Regions from separate parts of the Homo sapiens genome. Here all the other regions are linked to region 1. A link is a contact called in ENCODE Hi-C or POLR2A ChIA-PET data. All regions are on one chromosome and are shown on one strand. The core of a region is the stretch at or near the end of the contact, and the rest is flanking DNA. Distances in the headings are between cores, read along the strand shown. Region 1 overlaps MIR222HG (miR222/221 cluster host gene). Region 2 overlaps EFHC2 (EF-hand domain containing 2). Region 3 overlaps JADE3 (jade family PHD finger 3). Region 4 holds the start of RP2 (RP2 activator of ARL3 GTPase).

Region 1 (6,560 bases), core at 2,440-4,939:
CACCTCACTGACTGCATCTTGTATCTGATTGTTTGTCCCTTTGGAGACAACGTATATTTCACAGACAGACACTCACAACACTCATGAAGGTCTTTAAGCATCTTCCTTTGGGAGCTGCATTTCTTTTTTTAAAGTGAGAGGAGAAAATGCTTGTGAGGGAAAAACAGTGCAGAGAAATGGTTTTTCTTTCTTTCTTTTTAATGTTGGCGGAAGAAGGGTTCATAGTAGGGAACGTATCAGTAAATATAATCTAAGAGCACTCATGCTTTCAAATAATTTCCTTGTTTAAAGATATTAAGTGCAGTAGCGTTTACAATTAATGATCACAACCAGTTACAGATTGCTTTGTTCTTTCTCTACTCCTGCTGCTTCACCTGCCTACGCTTATAATAAAAGAACATTAAGAGACAACAAAGGCCATCACAAAGATGTCTTCAAAAATAATTTTAAAATAGAATTTTAATTAATTTAAAGGTAAGAAGTGTTGCCATGCCCTCAATCAAATTTATTATGACTTTTTGAAAATATCTCTAAGTAAATATATAGAAAATGAGGAATGAACATAGGGGAGGGCTTTTGGAATTTATACTACTATTCTTTCAAAAAATATTACTCGTCTCCATGTTGCAGTTAGGAATACGCTTCCTTAAGACAGAGTCATTATCTTTACTTGTTATTTAAATCTTGATATCACCTCCTATAGTTTTTGAAAGACATCACTCTTCAAGTTGTCTTCAATGGCACAAACTATACCTGTGCATTTTCTGAAACAAGTTTGACCATACCAGCAAAGGCAATGAAAATGCTTTGTCTTTCAGCATGAAATGTGAAGTCTACATTATTAGTGGGTATATATGGCCCAAGGGAAGAAAATGTTGAAGTAGATTTAAAAACAAAAACAAAATCACTCACACTCTAAAAGAATGTCTCAGTATTTCAAGGCTCTTCTCTCTCTCTGTGTTAAAACCAATAAGGAGGCCTCAGGACAAGTTAGGTTGATAATGACAGTGAATATCTACCTTTCTCCCCATTCCGTTTGACATCCATACTCCAAAAGACCTTCCCTTATTTGCTATGCATGGGTAGCAGGGAGATTATAGAGAAACTGTTCTTTTTCCTGCTTTCTTTTTTTACTGCTGGGGGAGTGATCACTTTCCTACAGCTCTTGTCCACCTGGCCCTTGAGGCGTTTGGAGTTTTGGTAAGGTGTTAACAAAAATTGTCTCAGGTGCCAACTAAATTTCATAAGCTTATAGCAGCACAACAGACTAAGACACCACATGGGAAATGTACATTTTACAAAAATATATTATACATCTACCATGTCTACCATGTGCCTTAGAGAGTTCTGGGTCTGGTAATACAGCAGTGAATAAAGTCCCCGCTCACATGGAGCGGGTAGGCTGATGGTGATGGAACTCATAAGTATACGGCAGGTGTTAGTAAACACTGCGGAGAAAAATAAAGCTGTGTCAGAGAGAGAGTACCTGGGGATCAGGGGTAGAGCGACGTTAACCAGGGCTAATAGGAAGGCCTCTTTGATGTTATTAGGCCAGTGAGGAATCAGCTGTGGGAGTGTCTGGAGGAAGAGGATTCCAGGCAGAGAAAATAAAAAAGTAACTGCAGTAGAGACGGGAGCAGGCTTTGTGTGTCCAAGAGACACATCATGGCAGATCAGGTAGGACTCTGTTGGCCACAGTAAGAAGCTGTTTGGAAGGTAGGAAATGATAACTAGAGAGAGTGAAGATGGTATTCTGAGAGTCTATGTGATTTATTGTAGGGATCCCGGAGAGTCGAGCCCCTTGTGCCTCATAACTGGAGTGTTTACAAGCCGTGTAAGGCCTTCTTGCAGTAAAATGCTACTTTTGTAATTTAAATTATTATGCTATGAAAACCTTAGCAAAGATAGATAAAGTTGAACTATTTGAAGCACAATTACAGCTAAAAAGCGCAAAGTGGGCAATTCTTCCTATCACATCTACTCCTCAGAGAGATGTGGGGTACCTGAATGTCTAACTGTGGAATGTTTTGATTTGATTTAAATTTGCCAAAAACTCATCTTCCATAAGGCATATCTTTGCTGATTTTTGCACTCAGTAACAAGCAGTTTAGAATTTTGAACTGAAGGGATTTTAAATCCATGTTTAAAGTGCTTTCATTTTAAAATAATTCTTAGTTTTATGTTCAGTCAGATGATAAGCTCCTTTTTAAAATTCTGTATGAAAACTTACTGTTTGGTACAGGTTAAGAAGTCTTGTTATACAGTACTTATTTTATTGGAGGTACAAAGAGAGTGTGGAAAAATAAAGGCAATTGGCCAGGTGGGAAGGGTAAAATTGTTTTATGTACCTTTTCTCTTGTAAAGTTGTGTTAAAAACATTTTTGTAATTTCTTAAAGGTAGAGTTGATTGCCATAATTTGATTGCAGCCCCCTGTCATTACTTCACTATTATACTCGGATACTAAATGCCCCTTACTAAATCTAAGGAAATGGGCAAGTTCTGTCATCTGGGAGTTTACATGTTAAGAGACATTGCACGGGTGAGAACAGACATAAAATGTATATGTAATTATATCGACAACATACAGGGCTTAGAAAGGGGCTTGATAGCCTTTTATAGGTGTCGTCCAGGTTTATCTTACTTGAAATACTGCCTGAGACTCTATACCTAATTCTTATCACATAGCCTTTCTATTAGTCAATGATAGATTTGGGTTGGGTTAACCCTCATATTCTTTTAGCAAGGGACCCACCTGCAGAAAAGAGTTATTATTGGTTTTGTCATTTATAGTTTAGTTCAACAAGACCGGATTTCCTCACCGCCTTTGGCTGAAACTGACTGACTAAATCAGTTTCACTTGTGGGGTAGAGAAATGAGTAATTTGGGAACATAGAGTGTTGTGTGGAGGAGAGCTTAGTTTGCTCCTCTTCATCCTCCCCTTAGGTAAGAAGTCTGCATTGAGAGAGGGAGAAAGATTTGGGACATCATGGGGAAACTGACCCCCTTGGGTGAGACACATTGGGAATTAAGAGAAAGATGTAAAAATGGACCAGGAGAGGATGTACAGAAGCCCCAGGGGAGCCAGAGAATTTCTGGTCCTAAGCTCAAGTGTCAGCCTCAGTTCTGCCTAGCATCTTGGACATGCTGTCCCTGCTGGCTTATCTCCTGTAAGACAAGGGGCATACTCCTGACTTACTGAGCATCCCATCTCAGAGGAGCTGGGAGTACAAGGAATTCAGGAATGGACTTTCAAGACAACATCTAACCCGAGTCTTCTGCAGACATTTCTCTACTGAATCTACTTTCTAAGTGTAGATTAGTGTCTAAGAGATAGACATTAAGTTTCTTTTTCTACCAGCCTCTGACCCCCTTGCTTTGAGGAAAACACATGTGTTGTCCACGAAGTGGTGAGTTCTGTTTGGTCCTTCCTCTAAGATTGGTCCGGGGCTTGAGCCGTTTTGCCCCATGTGCTCTGGGATTTCCCCCGGTTGTCCCCCCATATAAGTAGACAACTTGCTGTCTGTGTTCTAAGACCTTCATATTTTTCCCTTTGACTTGAGTCTGTTCTGGAACAATTGTGTGGTGGCTGGGCACTGCAAAATGAGTCAGTTCCTGCAGTTTGGTTACAAGTTCTCAAAAAGTATTTCAGAATGTGGATGTGGTCAGCAGAGTCATTTTCCAGACATCTAAAAGGAAACCCACATCAACTGTAACAATTGAGCTACGAACCGATGGCTCTACACAACCGAATGGGGCCTGCTTTTCCTCAAAGCCTGTAGGTGCCCTCAAATCTAGCATTCTCTATGGATCGGAAAGGAGAATTCATCTTCATGCTTGTAGATCACATTTTATCTGTTACTGTTGACATAAAAAAATGCGATAGAGGTTTTGGCCTTCATCACCTTTTGAATGTGGGCACAAATTTGACATAAGAAATAATTAGTAAAATGGAATCTATGGGATTAGAGTATAATTAGTGCAAAGTGTGAAATGTGGCTTAGGGATAGATGCTTGGGTAATTGAACTAATGCACGAAGGAGAGGTTAAGATGGTTTGGGTACCGATAGAGTACATCGAAATATGCTTATTTGGTTTACTAATAGTCTGAACCTGTGCAGACTTAGCAGCAATACTGATAAAATATCATTAAATCCTTTTCAAGCTTTAAAAGAAGTTCAGATTTGTCATAACATTTGGAGAATATTTTCGCTCCACACAAGTTTTGGAAAATAATCTTTGTGAATTTTTTTATCCTCTTGGGTATCATGAATTGTAAAATTTTGTTGCAGTTCTCAGTTACCAGTCTTGCTCCACTCATTAAAACTGATGGCATTTTCAATAATAAGAAAACAAAATTTAAAAATGGGTAAACGATTTGAACAGACACTTCACCACAGAAGATACGCAAATGGCAGATAAGCACAAGAAAAAATCTTTTCAATGTCATTAGTGAAACACAAGTCAAAACCACAGTGAGGTACTGCTACACACCTATCTGAATGGCTAAAATTTAAGAAGCCAGCCATGCCAACTGTTGGTAAGGATGTGTAGGATTTAGAACTCTCATGTAAAATGATACAAACATGTCAAACATACACCTATCATATGATTCAGCTGTTTCACTCCCAGAGAAAAGAAAGCATGTGCTCACCTGAAGACTCGTACGTGAATATGCATAGTAGTTTTATTAGTAATAGCTAAAAGCTGGAAACAATCCTAATGTCTATCAACAGGTAAATGGATAAACAAATTGTGGTGTATCTGTATGATGGATACTACTCAATAATAAGAAGGAATGAACTATTGATACCTTCAATAACATGGATGACCCTAACCCATGAGAGTCATATCATATGATTCCATGTATACAGAATTCTGGAAAATGTGAAAGCAGATCAGTGGTTACCTGGGGTAGGGGAGATGGGGGTGGCAAGAAAGGGGTTACAAAAAGGCCCGAGAAAACTTCCGGGCTGGTGGATAATTTCTGTCTTGTGTTGATGGTTTCATGGGTGTATATATGTCAAAACTTATCAAATTATACAATTTGAATATGTGCAGTTTATCGTATGTCAGTTATTCCTTAATTCTTAAAAAAAACTTAAAATAAGAAATCATTGTTATAGTAGATGGAAGGCTTTAAAATGCCCTTATTTGGCAAAATCAGCATTTCTTGGGGGGAGGGGGGAACCTGATAGAGTTTTAATGGTTTGAGGACAGAAATACGACCTTCTAGTACAGATGAGAAACCAAAGTTAAACAGTGAACATAATAAATGGGATCTCTTTAGTCCCTTTTGTTTACAAAGCATTTGAACAAGTGGTTCAGGAAGTATCTTTTCCAGCATGGTGGTTCCAGCTGCCTGCCCGACTTCTAAGCATTAGCACTTAAACAAACTTACTGTAGCAGTCTACCGTGCAATGTGGCTAAGACATCCAAAGTTGCTGTGTTCAGATTGCAAAGATAAGACATGAAAATCCCCACTTTCAGATTCTATCATTGTTGGAGAAATAAATCTCTCATATTTACACAGTGCATGAAAATTTATGTATTTCCAGCTGTATTGAGGTATAATTGACAAATAAATTGTATATATTCACAGTGTGCAATATGATGTTTTGGTATATGTATACATTGTGAAAGGATTACCACAATCAAGCTAATTAGCGTATGTATCACCTCACATAGTTATCTTTTGTGGTGAGAACGTTTTAAGATTTTTCTCTCTTAGCAAATTTCAGGTATATGATGTAGAATTATTAACTATAAAGTATTTTCATAAACCTCATCCTGTGAAATCCTTTCAATGGTCCTATTACAGGTAGGATCAGTATTATCCTCGTTTGCTTTGGCAGCAAACTGAGACCCAGAGAAGCCAAGCTACTTGGCCAGGAATACAGAGCCCCCATCTTCTTGCTCAGAAATCACCATTCTAACTACTACACTTTGCTTCTTCCTCAAACTATTGTCATTGAGTGTTTGGCTAAGACTCTTCACTCACCAATTTGTCAGGTAGTTATTAGAGTTCCTTTTTAAAAATATGAGATGTTCAAGATGATAATTCCCTCTAATCCTCTGTTTCCCCGTTTCTAAATGGGTAATAACACAGCCACCAGCTTCCCAAGTTTGTGACCCTTACACGTGGAAGAGTCATGAAAAGTGGGCAACTCTGTGTACCCAGTGGGTGTTGATGTTACTGTGTGACTGCCCTCTTTGTTCCTGGGTTACTGATCACACAGTACTGAGTGGCTTTGCAAACCCAACAGGGAGACATAGCAGTTTAGTTAACATTAGTTGCCCTATAGCTTCCTTCAGAATTGGAAAGTTGCACAATAAGAAATCCTATGTACTGGATTATTTTAAATTCTTCTTTAAAGGACACTAAACCATCATTAGTTGGGTCCCAGAGACTCACCAAACAGAGCTTAGAGGCAGATACCATTGAGGTTTACTTAGCTAACAAGATTGACCCATGTCTGGCATCCTCCTTTTCTCCTTGGTTGTGTTGCCTGTACATCTCTCCTCCTTATTCTTCATCATTTTCGATGGCCTTCTCTCTTCA
Region 2 (6,560 bases), core at 2,609-5,108, 1.5 Mb after region 1:
TCCTATTTGGATACCCTTTATTTCTTTCTCTTGCCCTGGCCAGAACTTCCAATACTATGTTGAATAGGAGTGGTGAGAGAGGGCATCCTTGTCTTGTGCCAGTTTTCAAAGGGAATGCTTCCAGCTTTTGCCCATTCAGTATGATATTGGCTGTGGGTTTGTCATAAATAGCTCTTATTATTTTGAGATACGTTCCATCAATACCTAGTTTATGGAGAGTTTTTAGCATGAAGGGGTGTTGAATTTTATTGAAGGCCTTTTCTGCATCTATTGAGATAATCATGTGGTTTTTGTCATTGGTTCTGTTTATATGATGGGTTACATTTATTGATTTGCATATGTTGAACCAGCCTTGCATCCCAGGGAGGAAGCTGACTTGATCTTGGTGGATAAGCTTTTTCATGTGCTGCTGGATTTGGTTTGCCAGTATTTTATTGAGGATTTTCGCATCAATCTTCATCAGGGATATTGGCCTGAAATTTCCTTTTTGTGTTGTTGTTGTTGTTGTGTCTCTGCCAGGTTTTGGTATCAGGATGATGCTGGCCTCATAAAATGAGTTAGGGAGGAGTGCCTCTTTTTCTATTGTTTGGAATAGTTTCAGAAGGAATGGTACCAGCTCCTCTTTGTACCTCTGGTAGAATTTGGCTGTGAATCCATCTGGTCCTGGGCTGTTTTTGGTTGGTAGGCTATTAATTACTGCCTCAATTTCAGAACTTGTTATTGGTTGGTCTATTCAGGGATTTGACTTCTTCCTGGGTTAGTCTTGGGAGGGTGTATGTGTCCAGGAATTTATCTATTTCTTCTAGATTTTCTGCATAGAGGTGTTTATAATATTCTCTGATGGTAGTTTGTATTTCTGTGGGATCAGTGGTGATATCCTGTTTATCGTTTTTTATTGTGTCCATTTGATTCTTCTCACTTTTTTTCTTTATTAGTCTGGCTAGCAGTCTATCTATTTTGTTGATCTTTTCAAAAAACCACCTCCTGGATTCTTTGATTTTTTGAAGGGTTTTTTGTGTCTCTATCTCCTTCAGTTCCACTCTGATCTTAGTTATTTTTTGCCTTCTGCTAGCTTTTGAATTTATTTGCTCTTGCTTCTCTAGTTCTTTTAATTGTGATGTTAGTGTGTTGATTTTAGATCTTTCTCACTTTCTCCTGTGGGCATTTAGTGCTTATAAGCACTAAATATATAAATTTGCCTCTAAACACTGCTTTAGTTGTGTCCCAGAGATTCTGGTATGTTGTGTCTTTGTTGTCATTTGTTTCAAAGAACTTATTTATTTCTGCCTTAATTTTGTTATTTACCCAGTAGTCATTCAGGAGCAGGTTGTTCAGTTTGCATGCAATTGTGCGGTTTTGAGTGAGTTTCTTAATCCTGAGTTCTAAGTTGATTGCTCTGTGGTCTGAGAGACTGTTTGTTATGATTTCCGTTCTTTTGCATTTGCTGAGGAGTGTTTTACTTCCCATTATGTGGTCAACTTTAGAATAAATGTGATGTGGTGCTGAGAAGAATGTATACTCTGTTGATTTGGGGTGGAGAGTTCTGTAGATGTCTATTAGGTCCACTTGGTCCAGAGCTGAGTTCAAGTCCTGAATATCCTTGTTAATTTTCTGTCTCGTTGATCTGTCTAATATTGACAGTGGGGTGTTAAAGTCTTTCATTATTATTGTGTGGGAGTCTAAATCTCTCTGTAGGTCTCTAAGGACTTGCTTTATGAATCTGGGTGCTCCTGTATTGGGTGCATATATATTTAGTATAGTTGGCTCTTCTTGTTGCATTGATCTCTTTACCATTATGAAATGCCCTTCTTTGTCTTTTTTGATCTTTGTTGGTTTAAAGTCTGTTTTATCAGAGACTAGGATAGAAACCCCTGCTTTTTTTTGCTTTCCATTTTTTTGGTAAATATTCCTCCCTCCCTTTATTTTGAGCTTATGTGTGTCTTTGCATGTGAGATGGGTCTCCTGAATACAGCACACTGATGTGTCTTGACCCTTTATCCAATTTGCCAGTCTGTGTCTTTTAATTGGGACATTTAGCCTGTTTACATTTAAGGTTAATATTGTTATGTGTGAATTTGATCCTGTCATTATGATGCTAGCTGATTATTTTGCCCATTAATTGATGCAGTTTCTTCATAGCATCAATGGTCTTTATAATTTGGTATGTTTTTGCAGCAGCTGGTACTGATTTTTCCTTTCCACATTTAGTGCTTCCTTCAGGAGCTCTTGTAAGGCAGGCCTGGTGATGACAAAATCTTTCAGCATTTGCTTATCTGTAAAGGATTTTATTTCCCCCTTGCTTGTGAAGCTTAGTTTGGCTGGATATGAAATTCTGGGTTGAAAATTCTTTTCTTTAAGGATGTTGAATATTGGCCCCCACTCTCTTGTGGCTTGTAGGGTTTCTGCAGAGAGGTCTCCTGTTAGTCTGATGGGCTTCCCTTTGTGGGTAACCCGACCTTTCTCTCTGGCTGCCCTTGACACTTTTTCCTTCATTTCAACCTTGGTGAATCTGACAATTATGTGTCTTGGGGTTGCTCTTCTTGAGAAGTATCTTTGTGGTTTCCTCTGTATTTCCTAAATTTGAATGTTGGCCTGTCTTGCTAGGTTGGGGAAGTTCTCCTGGATAATATGCTGAAGTGTGTTTTCCAACTTGGTTCCATTCTCCCTATCACTTTCAGGTACACCAATCAAACGTACGTTTGGTCTTTTCACATAGTCCCGTATTTCTTGGAGGCTTTGTTTGTTCCTTTTCATTCTTTCTTCTCTAATCTTGTCTTCACGCTTTATTTCATTAAGTTGATCTTCCATCTCTGATATCCTTTCTTCTGCTTAATCGATTCAGCTATTGATACTTGTGTATGCTTCACAAAGCTCTCGTGCTGTGTTTTTCAGCTCCATCAGGTCATTTATGTTCTTCTCTAAACTGGTTATTCTAGTTAGCAATTCCTCTAACCTTTTTTCAAGGTTCTTAGCTTCCTTGCATTGGGTTAAAACATGCTCCTTTAGCTCAGAGGAGTTAGTTATTACCCACCTTCTGAAGCCTACTTCTGTCAATTCATCAAACTCATTCTCCGTCCAGTTTTGTTCTCTTGCTGGCGAGGAGTTGTGATCCTTCGGAGGAGAAGAGGTGTTCTGGTTTTTTGGAATTTTCAGCCTTTTTGTGCTGGTTTTTCTTCATCTTTGTGGATTTATCTACCTTTGGTCTTTGATGTTGTTGACCTTCGGATGGAGTTTTCATTTGGACATCCTTTTTGTTGATGTTGATGCTATTCCTTTCTGTTTGTTAGTTTTCCTTCTAATAGTCAGGCTTCTCTGCTGCAGGTCTGCTGGAGTTTCCTGGAAGTCCAATCCAGACCTTGTTTGCCTTGGTATCACCAGTGGAGGCTGCAGAACAGCAAAGATTGCTACCTGTTCCTTCCTCTGGAAGCTTCGTCCCAGAGGGGCACCCTCCAGATGCCAGTCGGAGGTCTCCTTTAAGAGGTGTCAACCCCTGCTGGGAGGTGTCTCCTAGCAGGAGGCACAGGGGTCAGGGACACACTTGAGGAGGCAATCTGTCCTTTAGCAGAGCTCGAGCACTGTGCTGGGAGGTCTGCTGCTCTCTTTAGAGCTGGCAGGAGGAACGTTTAAGTCTGCTGAAGCTGTGCCCACAGCCACCCCTTCCCCCATGTTCTGTGTCCCAGGAAGATGGGAGTTTTATCTATAAGCCTGTGACTGGGGCTGCTGCCTTTCTTTCATAGATGCCTTACCCAGAGAGGAGGAATCTAGAGAGGTAGTCTGGCTACAAAATCATTGCTGAGCTGTGGTGGACTCCGCCCAGTTACAACTTCCTGGCAGCTTTGTTTACACTGTGAGGGGAAAACCGCCTACACAAGCCTCAGTAATGGGGGACGCCCCTCCCCCCACCAAGCTCCAGCGTCCCAGATCGACTTCAGACTGCTGTGCTGGCAGCGAGAATTTCAAGCCATCGGTCTTAGCTTGCTGGGGGGATCCACTGAGCTAGACCACTTGGCTCCCTGGCTTCCACCTCCTTTCCAGGGGAGTGAGCAGTTCTGTCTCACTGGTGTTCCAGGCGCCACTGGGGTATGAAAAAAAAAAAAAACTGCAGCTAGCTTGGTGTCTGCCCAAACAGCTGCCCAGTTTTGTGCTTGAAACCTAGGGCCCTGGTGGTGTAGGCACTTGAGGGAATCTCCTGGTCTGAGGGTTGCAAAGACCATGGGAAAAGCATAGTATCTGGGCCAGAGTACACTGTTCCTCACAGCACGGTCCCTCACGGCTTCCCTTGGCTAGGGGAGGGAGTTCCCTGACCCCTTGTGCTTCCCGGGTGAGGCGATGCCCCACCCTGCTTCAGCTCGCCCTCCGTGGGCTGCACCTACTGTCTAAGCAGTCCCAATGAGATGAGCCGGATACCTCAGTTGGAAATGCAGAAATCACCCTCCTTTTGCATTGATCTCGCTGGGAGCTGCAGACCAGAGCTGTTCCTATTCGGCCATCTTGCCAGCCACCCCCAGAAAAAGATCTTTTGTGCCAGGAATTGAGAATAAATACCAAGAACAGCTAAGAAATGTTTTAAATAATTTCCTTTCAGAGTAGGAACATCATTTTAGCATTTATTCCCTCAGGGAGAAAATTCTTCAATAAATATAGTAATCTTTGGGAAATTAGGAGTTTAATAAGAGGCTTCTATATTGACTTTCATACATTTACTTCTGCAGTGTTTGCTGTCTTGAACTGTAAAGTTAAAATTAAACAATTTAACTTAGACTGAAAAGAATCCCATATATTATCAATAATGCTTTTCTTAGAGGCCTCATAATGCCAAAGAAACATTTTTCAATCAATTGAAATAGTGGTCCCATAATTTCATTTAAATATCAGAGATAAGACTGAAGAGTCTTTGGAAAGCCATCATGTCTCCCCACTGTCTTGGGTTAAGACTGCACCTAGACTGCCCTCGACAGATAGAAATTTCAAAAATTTACAAAAAGATTGTATAACCTGATTTGGGATAACATCTCCCTTGTCAGTGTGCACTTCCTTATATAACAGTCCTATTTGGTTACATCAGATGAAATGGGGGCAGTTTAACTCCACGACAGGGCTGCGAAAGTGCAAATAGAGGGAAGAGTTGCATCAAGAAGACTATGGAACTAACTAGTGGTTCCTGGGACAGAGGACAGCCGAGGCAGAGGCTCTGCAGACCTTAAGACCTTCTCCATTTGCTGTGCTCCTGTTTCTCCGGGGCATTCTTATCCTTGATACCTAAAGCTTTTTGAGCTGAAATAAAACAGTGAATATATTTCTTCCCTTTTACCTTCACAAAAATCTTTGAATGAGTAAGAATTATGAACACATATGAATTTCCCAGTGAAAAGACAAATTATGTATTTGGTTGAGATATAATTAATACGGAGTCAAACATATAAATCTTAAGTATATAGGTCAACAAGTTTTGTAAAATGTGTGCAATTGAGTAACCAACACAAAAATCGAGATGTAGAATATTTTTACCACCTCAGAAAGTTCCTTTCTCCCCATTTCTGGTCAAATTCCCTACCCAGAGGCAATTACTGTTCTGATTTCTGTCACCGTAGATTAGTTTTGTCTGTTCTTAAATAAGAATTTTAAATCTTTTTGAAAAGTCAGTTTTAAAAAATATTAAAGAAGTATAGTTTTTTCTTTTTTTAATCTTTTTTTTTTTTTTTTTTTTTTTTTTTTTTTTTTTTTTTTTTTTTTTTTACAGAGTATTGCTCTGTCACCCAGGCTGGAGTGCAGTGACACAATCTCGGCTCACTGCAACCTCTGCCTCCCAGGTTCAAGGGATCCTCCTGCCTCAGCCTCCTGAGTAGCTGGGATTACTGGCACCTGCCACCGGACCTGGCTAAACTTTTTTGCATTTTTAGTAGAGACAGCCAGGCTGGTCTCAAACTCCTGGCCTCAAGTGATCGACCCACTGTGGCCTCCCAAGGTGCTGAGATTACAGGTGTGAGCCACCCCGCCTGGCCAGAAGTATAGTTTAGTGTATTAATGTTTAATATGAAAAACTTCCTCAAACTTGTTTGTCTCTATTCTTTTTTTTTTTTTTTTTTTTTTTTTTTGAGATGGAGTCTCACTCTGTCGCCCGGGCTGGAGTGCAGTGGCGCGATCTCTGCTCACTGCAAGCTCCACCTACTGGGTTCACACCATTCTCCTGCCTCAGCCTCCCGAGTAGCTGGGACTACAGGTGCCTGCCACCACGCCCGGCTAATTTTTTTGTATTTTTAGTAGAGACGGGGTTTCACCGTGTTAGTCAGGATGGTCTCGATCTCCTGACCTCGTGATCCACCTGCCTCAGCCTCCCAAAGTGCTGGGATTACAGGCGTGAGCCACCGCGCCCGGCCAGTTCTTAAGGTTAAAACTGGTTATAGATGTGTATGTATCTATGTCATAGTTGAAATTAAAAACAAAATCACAGAATAATCTGTAGAAAAATATATCTTTTTTGTTTTCTTTTCTTTTTTTTTTTTTTTTTCGAAATGGAGTCTCACTCTGTTGACCAGGCTGTAGCGCAGTGGTGTGAACAT
Region 3 (6,560 bases), core at 1,290-3,789, 1.2 Mb before region 1:
GTTCTCAACCCCCATTACACATGGGAATCATATGGAGAACTTACAAAAATCCCAATGTCCAAATTGCACCCATTACCAATTAAGTCAGAATCTCTCTTTTGGAAGAACCAGTTTTTAGATGGATTGCTTTTTCTGTTTTTCTGTTTTTGATTACATTGACTTTTGTTCTTTTATTATTTCCTTCCTTCACTTACTTTGGGTTTATCTTGCTCTTCTTTTTCTAGTTAAAGTGGGAGCTTAGATTATTCATTTGAGGCCTTTCATCTTTTCCTCATATAAGCATTCAGTGCTCTAAATTTCCTTCTTAGCACTCATTTAAGTTACGCCCCACAAGTTTTTCTTTTTGAGATGGAGTTTCGCTCTTGTCACCCAGGCTGGAGTGCAGTGGAGCGATCTTGGCTCACTGCAACCTCTGCCTCCCGGGTTCGAGCAATTCTTGTGCCTCAGCCTCCTGAGTAGCTGGGTGCCTGCCACCACACTCACCTAATTTTTGTATTTTAAGTAGAGACAGGGTTTCGCCATGTTGGCCAGGCTGGTCTTGAACTCCTGACCTCAGGTGATCTGTCCGCCTTGGCCTCCCAAAGTGCTGGGATTACAGGCGTGAGCCACTGCGCCCTGCCACGAGTTTTGATATGGTATATTTTCATCTACATTCAGGCATTCAAGCCACTGTACTGATGAGAAGTGTGACGCTTAGTTTCCAAGTGTTTGGAGAACTTCTTGTAGTCTTTCTGTTTTGTTTTGTTTTTTTCCTTTTTTGAGACAGAGTCTCACTCTGTTGCCCAGGCTGGAGTGCAGTGGCACGATCTCAGCTCACTGCAACCTCCGCCTCCTGGGTTAAAGCAATTCTCGTGCCTCAGCCTCCTGAGCAGCTGGGATTACAGGCATGTGCCACCACGCCCGGCTGATTTTTGTATTTTTAGTAGAGAGGGGATTTCACCATGTTGGCCAGGCTGGTCTCGAACTCCTGACCTTAAGTGATCTGTCCGCCTTGGCCTCCCAAAGTGCTAGGATTAGAGGCGTGAGCCACCACACCCAGCCGTCTTTCTGTTTTTGATTTCTACTTTGATTCTATTATGGTCTGAGAATATACTCTATATGATTTCACTTCTTTTCCATTTGTTGAGGTTTGTTTTATGACCTGGGATGTAGTCAACCTTGGTGAATGTTGCTTGTGCACTTGAAAAGTAAGTATATTATGCTGTTGTTGGGTGAAGCATTCTATAAATGTCAATTAAATCTGGTTGACTGGTGGTGTTATTTCTTCTATATCTTTGCTGATTTTCTGTCTACTGGTTCTATCAATTACTGAAAGAGGGGTATTAACATTCTCAAGCATAATTGTGGGTTTGGGTTTGTCTATTTCTCAATTCAGGTCTGTTGGGTTTTGCTTTGTGTTCTTTGAAGCTCTGTTATGTGGTGCATACACATTTAAAATTGCTATGCCTTCTTGGTGGATCGACCCTTTGTATCATTCTTTTAGTCCCTGGTAATTTTCTTTGCTGTGATATCTAATTATCTGATATTAGTATAGCCACTCCAGTTTTCTTTTGATTGGTGTTTGCATGATATTTTTTTTCCATCCATTTACTTTTTATTTTGAGATACGGTCTTGCTCTGTCACACAGGCTGGAGTGCAGTGGCACAATCGTAGCTCACCATAACCTCCAATTCCTGGGCTCAAGCAATCCTCCTGCCTCAGCCTCCCAGGTAGCTAGGACTACAGGTGTGCACTACTGTGCCTGGTTAATTTTCCATTTACCTTTAAACTCACTGTATCATTACTTTGAATTGGAATAGACTGAAATGTGTCTACTCCATCCTGTCTGGAATGGGAAGTTTGCTCTCTGCACTATTTTTGCAACTCCTGTCTAAATTTATTATCTCAAAATCTCTTAACTCAAAATAAAAAATTAACTCAAAATTTAAAAATTAACTATTAAAAAAGCAAGTATATGATAAAAAGAGCAGTTTATTAATGTTCCTACATATCTGGAAAGTATTAATTTGAGAAAGAGAAAGAATCAACCTATCATTTTGTGAGATTTTCACTTACTGTACTCTTCCAGAGTGAGGAAACAAACAGGCTAAGAAACGGGTAAAACTTACAAGCCTGGGGATAATTGGGAGGCTGACCCCCTATCTGTGGGCCCAGAAGAAAGCAAGTCACTTTGTAACAAGGAAGTATATCTATTTTTCCTCAAAAGATAAATATTCACCACACCTGGTATTCCTGGTTTTGCCTTGGGAGCGGGGAGCTGTTTTCTCAGTCCTTGCATTTTCTAGTCTCCCTGCCTGGATTTTAGTCATTTCACTACTTATTAGCATTCTGAAAGGTTAACAGAATTTAAAATGTGTAACTCGAGAAGAAATAAAAGGCTAATCAGTTAGTTACAACACTTGTTAGTTCTGTAAAAGCAATGATGAGTGAGAAAGCTGGAAAGTACTGACTAAAATATGGCTTTCTGAGAATTAGTTGAGTTCAGTCATTTTTGCTGTTCATGCTCCAGTAGCCGCCCCAGGAAGCCAGATTTGGAAACAGTACCTGAGTCATTTGAGACAAAACAACAAGTTACCCCTGAATTGTTTTAAATGTTAACGAAAGAGATCACTAAAAGATCTAAGTCATGGATGGAACCTAATTACCTCCCCTTGGCCCTAGAAAACCAAAAACATCCAGATAGGAATATGAAACACAGAAGAAAGCAGGTTTTTCCTTTCTATTCATTTCTCCTATTATCTTAGCCCTATTTTAATTATTCTGAGTTAACGCCATTTTACAAAAATGGACAGATAAAAAATTAAACTCAAAATTTTGAAACAAAGACTCTTTGTTGCTGTGTGTGGAAAGTGACCATCTTGTCAAAAAAATACCTGTGAGCCTACAGCATGATTGATTGTTCAATGTGATGAAACTTTCCTGGACCCTAAGCCTCAATATTTTGTTATCTGAAAATCTGCAGTTTAATTTCATCCTTCAAGATCAAAGGCAAATAAATTAACTTGGTCTAGTGATTCCACAAATCTCTAGAGAGCTGCCAGGCAAGGCAGATCCACAGAATAACTCATTAACTTATAATGCTTAAAGCAACTTTGGGAAAACTGTTAGGAATTGAACACAGGCTAAAACTCCTGAAGGCACTCACCAATGTATCTTTCTACACAGTTGACCAGAAAACAGCTAAGCTCTGCTTGACTACTCCAGTGACCAGGAGCTCACTATCTAACAAGCAATTTATTCTAATGTCTAGACAGCTCTAAACATATGGATGATTTTCTATGAACAGAAAAAATCTGCCTTTTAACTTCCAAATTCTGCCTTTATGCTGGATTTCTTTCTGTTAACAGGTTCCAACCTCTCTACCTTTATTCCCAAACCATCTCTTGACCCTACTTCATTTTTCTCTAGCTAATATCCACTTTCTTTCTTTCTTTGCCTTCTCTTGCAAACTCCTCAAAAAGTAGTTTACAGTCTGTAACTCCTTCCTTACTCTCAATCTCTCCTTAATTGCTTCTATCTCACCAGAATTCTTGGAAAAATGTGCATACTTCCCAACCCTCATCTTTAAGTATCTGTATGCTGCATTTGACACGCTGATCACTCTGGCCTTCTTGAAACTACTCCTTTGGCTTCCAGAAGCTTTTTTCAAGTTCCCTGTGTTGCTAACACTTTTTTTCTTCCTCTAACCATCTTGTAGGTGATGGTGGTTCCCTGAAGTGCCCTACCCACATGCTTATGGCTCCCAAAACAAGGTCCTCTGGTCCAGAGCTGGAGATAGAAAGGAAAGGCGAAAGAGACAGGAAGGTAGGAGGGAAAAGCAAAGCAAAGAAGGAAGGAAGAAAGAATAGGAAAGATACATCAACAAAAAGAAAAAAGTCCTGACAACCAGATACATCAAGCTGGAAGACGATCAACACTGAGGAAACTATGTTCTGTTTTCCACTAGTTCTTCCTACCTTCTAACTGGTCTCAGTTGGCACCTTCCTCTATGCCATCACAAAATCTAGAAAAATCTCTGAACTCTTTCCTATATCTTACCCTGGAACATCCAATCAATTATTAAGCCCTGTCAGTTAACCTCTAAAATAATCTTCCAAATCAATGTTCCTTTCCCATCTCAGCTGTCATTTTCTTAGTTTAGGACCTATCTATTTCCTCAAACCTAGAATGCAAGAGCAGTTTCCTAACTGGCTTTAAAAGTCCTAATCTTGTTGTCCCCAAATTTACCCTCCACCCAACTGCCAGAGACCTATCTAAAACACAAATTGGATCATGTGCCTCCACGGTCAAGAGATTTCAATGGCTGTCCTTTGCTCCTAGGATCTTTATTAAGGTCCTCATCAAGGCCAACACAGCCCTCCACAATCAAGCCATGTCTACTTCTGCAGCTTTATCCCTCACCACATTCTGCCCCAGTTTTATGCTCAAACAATGCTGAACCTCTGCAGTTCCTACCTCTAGGCTTTATACCATCCCTTCTCCCAGGAGGACCCTCTTCTTGCTTCCTCACTTTTAAAACATATAAACTAATTCTTATAAGGCTCAGCAAACAGGAGCCTTATCCTTATAAGGCACAGCAAATCTCTTCTAGGATGCCTCCCCTACTATGACTCACCCACACTTTGACAATCAACAGCAGTATGCTCTCAGAGTGGCCTGTGTATAGTACCATCACTAACTTAAAGTATTTTTAACCACTAATATTATCAAATCTCCGAGAATGAGTTCCTACCAGGTATGGACTGGACTTTAAAAATTTTGTAATGGATGTTATTCTTCCTTTATCTCTTTGAAAATCTTCCAGATTTAGACAGTGAGCCAATAATACATTTGTCCCTGGTCCTAAGTCTCTCTCTGCTCTCCTGCCTGCCACTCTGAACAGAAGCAACATCTTTTTACTGTCTCTGTTCATGGGCAATCTCTGACTTCACAGTCAGGGATCATTTCCTCCATTCACTGAATGTTTTAATCCCATTATCTACAGAAATACAATTCCCAGCCATCTCTACCTTTTTCTGGACCTAAGAGTCCAGAATGTCCATAACTATAGGCCTGTAACTAATAATCCTCACTTATTGTCTGATCTGTTTCTGGTCCAGAGATTTATACTTTCTTGACCACAGATATGTCTAATTTTTTACTTTATTATCACTTTTAAAGAAAGGAGATATGAATTTAAAGTATGAAATCAGAGCCATCTTGACGAGAAGCCCTCAAGTTTAAATTTTATGACTATTACACAACCTTTTAGATCGGGGTCAGCAAACTACAGCCCATGGGCCAAATCTAGCATACTGCTTATTTTTAGTATGGCCTGGAGGCTAAGAATGGTTTTTACATTTTTAAATGGTTGAAAACAATTTAAAAAATATTTTGTGACATATAAAAATTATGTGAAATTCATATTTCAGTGTCCATAAACTTTTATTGGAACACACCCATGACCATTCACTTATGCTGTTCCAGTTACTGACTGTTGTGCAACAAACAACTGCAAAATTTAGTGGCATAAAACCACCACCACTTTATCACTTCATGAATTTTGTGGGTCAGGAATTCAGATAGGCACAGCAGTGATGACTTTTTTCTACTCCACAATGTATGGGACCTCAGTTGGGAAGATTCAAACAGCTGGATCATCTGGAGACGTCTTCACTCATCTGGCATCTTTGACTGGGATGGCTGGGCTTAGCAGAGACTACCTCCAGAGTGCCTATCTAAGGCCTCTCTGGCATAGGTGGCTTCTCAATAGTCAAACTTCTTACATGGCAGCTCAGGAGTCCTAGTATGAGTGTTCCAATGAACAAGGCAGATTGCCTTTTATGATTTAGCCTCAGAAGTCTCATACTCTATTGTATTGAAGTAGTCACAAGCTCACCCAGATTTAAGTGGAAGGAGGCACAGATCCTACCTCCCGAGGAGAAGAGAATAAAAAAATTTGCAGCTGTGTTTTAAACCTTCATTTATGGGTTTCACATCATTTTATTGCAAGGATCCAGGATTAATGACTGATTTAAAATGTGATACACATCCAGGTCTCAGAGCATCCAAGCTTCAAAACAATTTAGCTTCACAAGAGGACCATCATCAGGGTCATGACATGTGAACAATTTTAATACTTTCCTATTTGCTTCTGGTCAGTCTTTAATTCCAAACACATAGAACACATGTGTTTTTAAGTGTTATAGGAGTAGACTGGTGCCTTAAAAAAGAGTAATTTGTATCTGTGTGATAGATAGCAAAAATGGCCCCAATTCTTTATCCATGCCCTTTCCTTATGGATGCTCCTTGAATCTGGACTGGCTTTGTGGCTTGCTTAGGGCAATCGAGTACAGTATGAGGTGATGGTGTGCCAGTTCAGAGCCTAGGCCTCAAGAGGCCTTGCTGCTTCTATTCACTCTTAGAAACCTGACCAACTACCATGAGAACAAGTCTGGGCTAGCCTGCTGCAGGATGAGAGATGCATAGCTCTGTGCTCCTACCTCCTACCACTGCCCCAGTTGACAGCCGTTGGACTTCAAAAGCAGAGCTCCCTGCTGACCTGTAGTTGACCATAGGC
Region 4 (6,560 bases), core at 1,130-3,629, 1.1 Mb before region 1:
CACCACCATGCCCCACTAATTTTTGTATTTTTAGTAGGAATGAGGTTTCGCCATATTGCCCAGGCTGGTCTGGAACTCCTGGGCTCAAGAGAGCCACCAGCCTTGGCCTCCCAAAGTCCTGGGATTACAGGCATGAGTCACCATGCCTGGCCCTAGAAAAAAATATTTTAAATTGTATAAAATTTAACAAGCTATCAAAATGAGGCAACTTAGAAAGAATTCCTAGTAATTCCAAAAGAAAAAAAAACTAAAAAGAAAAAGCTATGTTGGGAAATGTGGTATCTGCATTGTCTCAAAATGTAAGCTGGTAATTCTCTTCAACAGTCCAAAATATTTTAAAACTGGGGTTTTTTTCAGAATGCTCATTTGGTTAGAAATTCTCATTTTGATTGGCTGAGTTGATCAAGATTTTAACTTTTATTATACACACACTCAGAAGCATGAGCTTATTTTATATATCCAATAACATCTCTTACAACTCTACAACTACAGAACTTAGTAGTGTTCTCAAAAAAAAAGGTTCTCTGTAAGCTCAAAACAGTTTCTACAATTGAAAGTTTATTACACACTCATTTGTGGGGAAAAAGCTTAGATGTTGGTGTCCAATGTTATATTTCTCAATGCATTTACTTAGCCAATGGGCAAAAGAAGAAAAAAAATCACAGGACACACACACTTATCTAAAAGAAGGATTAACATGAGAAGTCCTAACTAACCTGAATATTATGTTAATAAACATTAACTGTAAAACAATTTATTGTGAAACGATGAGTCATAGGCAGCCAAGACTACTATAAATAAAAAAGGCATTTTATTTAGTTTAGATTTAGCCTGAGTTCAAAAGAAAAAACTAAAATAAAAATGAAATATGCAACTTTCTCTAAGGCAGACAATTCAAGCTAAAAGAACATTGTTAGAAAGCCAAAGGCTGAGGAAAACAATATCTTTTAAAAACCGCCCATCAGATAACTTTAAATGGCAGGTGCAATCTTCTTGTGAAATAGAAAGCATAGTACTTTCTTCCCCTACATTATAAAATGCTACTATCGAGTATGACTAACAGAGAATAAAGGTACCATGTGACCCAAGAAGGGTGTGTATGAGAAGTAGGGGCAGAAAGACGGGGCTGAGAAAAGCTGCAAAAAGCTTTCAATTTCCTAACTCTGACTCTTAGAGACCAGAGCTTACCTGAATACATTCTGCTGGGGATTGGAAATCATGCAGAAAGGTCTGTGATTCCAAAACGTTAATACATTTATTATAAAGTAATCTTGGGTAAAGATATGTTGCCTTAAGCAAAGAGTTAACTGTTCATAATACCCATTTGAAAAATCTCTCATTTTGTTTGGGAGAAATAATTGATAAGTCCATCAAAGTAGTTTAGTAAGCACAAATGGAGAACTATGTAGAAAGAGGAACTATTATGAAATGTATGACCGAGTGTGTTTTGTGTAAGACTAATGGAGGTTTTCAAAGGTTTTTCGTTTCTGGCTATATACAAAAATAAAAATAAGGGCGTTTTCATTCATTTAAACCAGCAGTAAAATACTGCCTGGTTTATGCCGCTTATTTTCACCTTACAGTCTTAATACACATTCCAAGACTGATGCGATATTCATTATTTCTTTCGGATAACTGGAAGAGGAGGGGGAGTAAAGCTGTACATTAAACAGTCCACTTGGTAATTGAGAAAATTCAGCAGTGAAATATATCATGAGGCACCAAAGAGATTTGCCGGGGAGGGCAGACAAAAGAGAAAACAGCCACAGAACATTAAGCCCCGGAAGAGATGAGAATCGGTCCCATATACGTAACTCGACGACTGGACAAAACCCCGCTTGACGCTGCCGGTGGGTGAAACGAGGTGATTTGAGATTCAGGGCGTTCTCGGCTCTTTCCCTCTCTCGAATCGATCATCTCCAACAGGAAGTCAGAGCAAGGCAGGGTTCGGAGTCAGAGAAAGCTCCCGGGGGAGTCTGTCTACCACGACAACAAACTCCTAAGGCTCCTTCCGGAGCTCCACAGCCCTCTGGGCGGCCTCTCTAGCGCTGTACTTCACGTCCCCGCTCCCCAAAAAAGTCGTGCACCCCGACTTCAGCTATCCGCGTTCAAGAGAGTGCGGCAGCAGTTGGGTCGGCCCCCTCAGCGGTCCCGGGCCGTAAGGGACCTGGCGGAGCGGCTCAGGGAGGCTGAGACGGCGGCTACACGACTTTCATTACCTTCTCGCGCTGATCCCAGCTGTACTGCTTTGGCCGCTCCTCCTCGTTCTCGGGCCGCGACTCCTTGTCAGCCTTCCGTCTCTTGGAGAAGAAGCAGCCCATGGTCCCAGCCCGCGGAGCTCGTTGGCCAGCTCACTAGCTCAGGCACTTCCTAGAGTGTGGCGTGAACCCTGGGAACCCCGGCCTCGCAGCTCTCCGGACAACGCCCCGCGGAACCGCCCAACGGTCCGCAGCCTTAGTTTGCCCGCCAGGCCCAGCACCCCTTCCCCTTTTTCGTCGCCCTGACGACCCAGCGCAGCCAATGAACGCTCAGCGCCTGTTGAGCCAATCAAAGCCTCTCGAGCAATCCTGCGCGGCCTATGAAGAGAGGCCGACATACCCACATACCAATCCACGCCTGGCTCCTGCGACAGCCCCTGGCGGCGGGGCGGGCCGGCTCTGGCGCAAGCACGGACAACCCCGCCCACAGCTGTGGCACGGACCGCCCTCGGCCCCGCCCCTCCTGGAACTTGGTGGGTTCTCTAGCTGGTGGGAGGCCAGGCTCGGTATCCGGGTTTTTTTTGCCCCTGATTCATAAATTTGCAAGTTCAAGGCGCGGGAGAGATCTCTAGTTGAACATTAGATTTATCTTATGATGAAAGTTGTGAGGGACAGAAATTCCCGCTGACACAAGAAGACCCTGAAATTTGTATTTCTAAATCCTCTTCTCCCCTCATCACCCTTCCTACCGCCCTCTCATCGCCTGGCCAGGGTCACCCCCTCAAGAATTGTACCCCATAACCTCCCAATCCTCTTCTGTGCTCTTTCTTTCTTTCTTTCTTTCTTTCTTTCTTTCTTTCTTTCTTTCTTTCTTTCTTTCTTTCTTTTTCTTTCACAGGGTCTCGCTATGTCACTCAGGCTGCAGTGGCACAATCATAACTCACTGCAACCTTGCAACTTTGCAACCTTGACTTCCTGGGCTCAAGCGATCCTCCTGCCTCAGCCTCCTTCCTGAGTAGCTGGAACTACAAGCAAGCACCACCATGCCCACCTATTTTTTTTTTTTTTTACTTTTGTAGAAATGGGGTCTTGCTATGTCGCCCAGGCTGGTCTTGAACTCCTGGGCCCAAGCGATCATCCTGCCTCAGCCTCTCAAGGTGCTGGGATTACAGGCAGGACCCACCGCACCCCAGGCTGCTTCTGTGTTTTCTTAAGACTTTCACATATGGCTCTAAAATTGCACAAGTACTTAGTAAAATAGTTAATTGTGTATTGTTTCCCTATTTGAACTGTGACTTTCTTGAGATCAAAAAGGTATATCTTTTTTTTTTTTTTTTTTTTTTGATGGAGTTTTTGCTCTTGTCGCCCAGGCTGGAGTGCAGCAGTGCCATCTCGGCTCACTGCAACCTCCGCCTCCCGGGTTCAAGTGATTATCCTGCCTCAGCCTCCAGAGTAGCTGGGACTGCAGGCGCCTGCCACTACGCCCGGCTAATTTTTGTATTTTTAGTAGAGACGGGGTTTCACCATGTTGGGCAGGCTGGTCTCGATCTCCTGACCTCAGGTGATCTGCCCGCCTCGGCCTCCCAAAGTGCTGGGATGACAGGCATGAGCCACCGCGCCTGGCCTAAAAGGTATGTCATAAAGGGCATGCAGGGCCGGGCGCGGTGGCTCACGGCTGTCATCCCAGCACTTTGGGAGGCCGAGGCGGTAGGATCATGAGGTCAGGAGATCGAGACCATCCTGCTCAACACAGTGAAACCCCGTCTGGTGAAACCCCGTCTCTACTAAAAATACAAAAATTAGCCGGGCGTAGTGGCGTGTGCCTGTAGTCCCAGCTACTCGGGAGGCTGAGGCAGGAGAATTGCTTGAACCCAGGAGGTGGAGGTTGCAGTGAGCCAAGATGGCGCCGCTGCACTCCAGCCTGGGCGACAGAGGGAGACTCTGTCTAAAAAAAAAAAAAAAAAAAAAAACCAGAGCCGGGGGGGGCGGGCACGGTGGCTCACGCCTGTAATCCCAGCACTTTGGGAAGCCAAGGCGGGCGGATCACAAGGTCAGGAGTTCGAGACCAGCCTGGCCAATATGGTGAAACCTCATCTCTACTAAAAATACAAAAATTAACCGGGCATGGTGGCGGGCGCCTGTAGTCCCACCTACTCGGGAGGCTGAGGCAGGAGAATAGCTTGAACCCAGAAGGCGGAGGTTGCAGTGAGCCGAGATGGCGCCACTCCACTCCAGCCTGGGCGACAGAGCAAGACTCCGTCTCAAAAAAAAAAAAAAAAAAAGGCAGTGGGGAGGAAAGCTGAGGGGAGGGATGTACCTTTGAATCTCCTACACCTGGCCCAAGTCCATACTAGGTGCTCAATACAACGTTTGTCAAATGAATGAATGCATGCATGGGTGCTAGTGAAGGAAGCATTTATAAACTTCCCCCATCCCTTCCCAAAGAAAGTGACCAAACTGTGGGGGTGGGAGGCATGTGGATTTATGGTAAAGGGGTTCTCCTCATGGAGTTTATAGCCTCGTTGAGGACATAAGCATTGCATATGAACGATCAGATCTGTTCTAAGCAAATGGCATAGGGTTCGTCAGAATATATTTAAAGATATATACACTAAATATAAACATTTGTTATACTTGGGTCGAATTTTACTGCAATACACATGCATTGCCTATGTAATAGAAAAGAAAGGTAAGTCAGTTTCTCTGAGAAACAGTATTTTGACATCTCAGTAGGATATCAAATGCTGATCACTTCAGGTTCAAATTTGGTTATCTTTTAAATTTCCCATACTTATTCACATCTAGTTTGTATCCTAAATGAGCCTCTGACTTTTTTTTTTTTTTTTTTTTTTGAGACAGAGTCTCGCTTTATCACCCAGGCTGGAGTGCAATGACATGATCTCAGCTCACTGCAACCTCCACCTCCCAGGTTCAAGCAATTCTCCTGCCTCAGCCTCCCGAGTAGCTGGGGCTACAGGCGCACAAAACCACACCTGGCTAATTTTTGTATTTTTAGTAGAGACGGGGTTTCACCATGTTGGCCAGGCTGGTCTCGATCTCCTGACCTCAGGTGATCCACCCACCTCGGCCTCCCAAAATGTTGGGATTACAGGCGTGAGCTACAGTGCCCGGCCGACTTAATTTGAACATAAAGAATGTTCCCCTTTTTACTTCCCGTCCTTTATTGCACAATCGGGAAGAAAAGTACATGTGCTTAAGTATTAGAAATTACTGCAAATTTAAGTTCCAGATCTTAGGCAATAGAGTCTTTACCCAGTGCACACTTTTTCTCCTTCAGAGTGAGATGAAAGTTTTATGTGAAGATGTTTTTGGATAAGACCCTCATTCGATATTTTATAATCTATTATTATATTTATAATCTATGGTCTATGATTATAAAACATCTGTGACCAGATATAAATATATAACTATGACCACTACTTAGTGTAGCAGAGGAGGCAGAGATCCAGAGAGGTGAAGGGATGAATCTGTGGTCACGATGAGAGTGGCTGAGCAGGGACTGGAAAAATCCACATCCTGTGTTTCCCAGTGCCTCCTCCTGCCTTAAGTTTGTTCCTCTCTAATTCATCTGAAATAAGTATCTGCCTCGGCCTTCTGATGCCTATGGGAGCTCTGTCCCACAGTGATGCTATTCCTCTTAATGAACAAACAATATAACAAAACTAATTCTAGAGAAACAACCTCTGAAACTCTCACTGTTTTGAAGTATTCATTAATGAGAAAAGCTCAAATCTACAATAAAACCTATATCCAAGAGTGATCTTTTCAGGGACCCTTAAAAGTGAAGATAAAGTCCCTTTTCTGTTCATTCCCATCCTACCATCACTCTTGACCAAAAACAAAATTACAAAAAGAAAATTAAATCAAATGTTAAGAACTGGGGACTAGAAAGCTAATGAACAGAGCTAATACTAGTGCTGTCTCATCCTTTTTCTTTCTCTCTTATTCTTTCTTTCTTTTCTGCCCCATCTCTTTTTCACCTGTCCCCATGAATTCTCATCACTACTTATTTTTGCAAACCAGCTCTCTACTTACTCATCAGCATTTACATGGTTGACAACAGCTATCCCACCCTGATTCCTCATGGCCTTTCTGTCCAAGGGCATGCTACAGTCTCAGACTCTCAAGGGAGATAATCATATACATTGCTGGCCAGTCAATAACAGATTGGCTCTAGGTTGGTATGCACCCCTGGTCCCATTGCTGCAGCTGCAGGGGCGAATTCCAAACATGGGTGTTACAGATATGGGTGGGAAGCAGGTCCTGAAAAGGGAACGCTAACTCTGAAGAGTTCAGGCAGAAGTTGGTTGCTTGTTCTGCTTGTGCTCCTCCTGCTATTTA

Evidence for each region. Hi-C counts contacts between places; a loop is a spot of excess contacts on that map. ChIA-PET counts read pairs that join two places held with the same protein, here RNA polymerase II (POLR2A). Pooled maps may share reads with other maps.
Region 2: a loop to region 1 is called in a map with no recorded cell type, with 4 times the contacts of the local background. The contact joins two enhancer-like sites. A Hi-C loop is called at or near these places in 1 of 37 single-sample maps with no recorded cell type and 3 of 50 pooled maps. POLR2A ChIA-PET finds 5 or more read pairs at or near these places in 1 of 52 experiments (activated naive CD4-positive, alpha-beta T cell).
Region 3: a map with no recorded cell type shows a loop between it and region 1 (17-fold over the local background). The contact joins two enhancer-like sites. A Hi-C loop is called at or near these places in 6 of 37 single-sample maps with no recorded cell type and 4 of 50 pooled maps.
Region 4: a map of CD8-positive, alpha-beta T cell shows a loop between it and region 1 (6-fold over the local background). The contact joins the promoter of RP2 here to the enhancer-like site in region 1. A Hi-C loop is called at or near these places in 1 of 168 maps with a recorded cell type or tissue (CD8-positive, alpha-beta T cell), 2 of 37 single-sample maps with no recorded cell type and 5 of 50 pooled maps.

The regions. Positions count from the first base shown.
Region 1 is chrX:45,755,545-45,762,104 of GRCh38, reverse strand. MIR222HG (miR222/221 cluster host gene) reads left to right here. Exons shown (of 2, transcript NR_170290.1): 2 at 1-6,560. Among named protein-coding and RNA genes, the nearest start is that of MIR222HG, 11 kb to the left of the region's middle. Within about 2 kb of position 3,689, at least 12 of the 41 ENCODE cell types and tissues checked have a DNase peak (open chromatin) inside an H3K27ac peak, as active enhancers do; they include CD8-positive, alpha-beta T cell, where a contact is called at or near this core.
Region 2 is chrX:44,250,774-44,257,333 of GRCh38, reverse strand. All of the region lies in intron 4 of EFHC2 (EF-hand domain containing 2), which reads left to right. Among named protein-coding and RNA genes, the nearest start is that of EFHC2, 90 kb to the left of the region's middle. RefSeq lists enhancers at 3,016-3,868, 3,869-4,722. Within about 2 kb of position 3,858, at least 14 of the 41 ENCODE cell types and tissues checked have a DNase peak (open chromatin) inside an H3K27ac peak, as active enhancers do.
Region 3 is chrX:46,963,615-46,970,174 of GRCh38, reverse strand. The region is part of intron 1 of JADE3 (jade family PHD finger 3); the gene reads right to left. Among named protein-coding and RNA genes, the nearest start is that of JADE3, 54 kb to the right of the region's middle. RefSeq lists an enhancer at 6,357-6,536. Within about 2 kb of position 2,539, at least 2 of the 41 ENCODE cell types and tissues checked have a DNase peak (open chromatin) inside an H3K27ac peak, as active enhancers do.
Region 4 is chrX:46,832,862-46,839,421 of GRCh38, reverse strand. It overlaps RP2 (RP2 activator of ARL3 GTPase), which reads right to left and starts at 2,379. Exons shown (of 5, transcript NM_006915.3): 1 at 2,220-2,379. The coding sequence starts at 2,321. RefSeq lists an enhancer at 2,248-2,387 and a silencer at 2,698-2,777.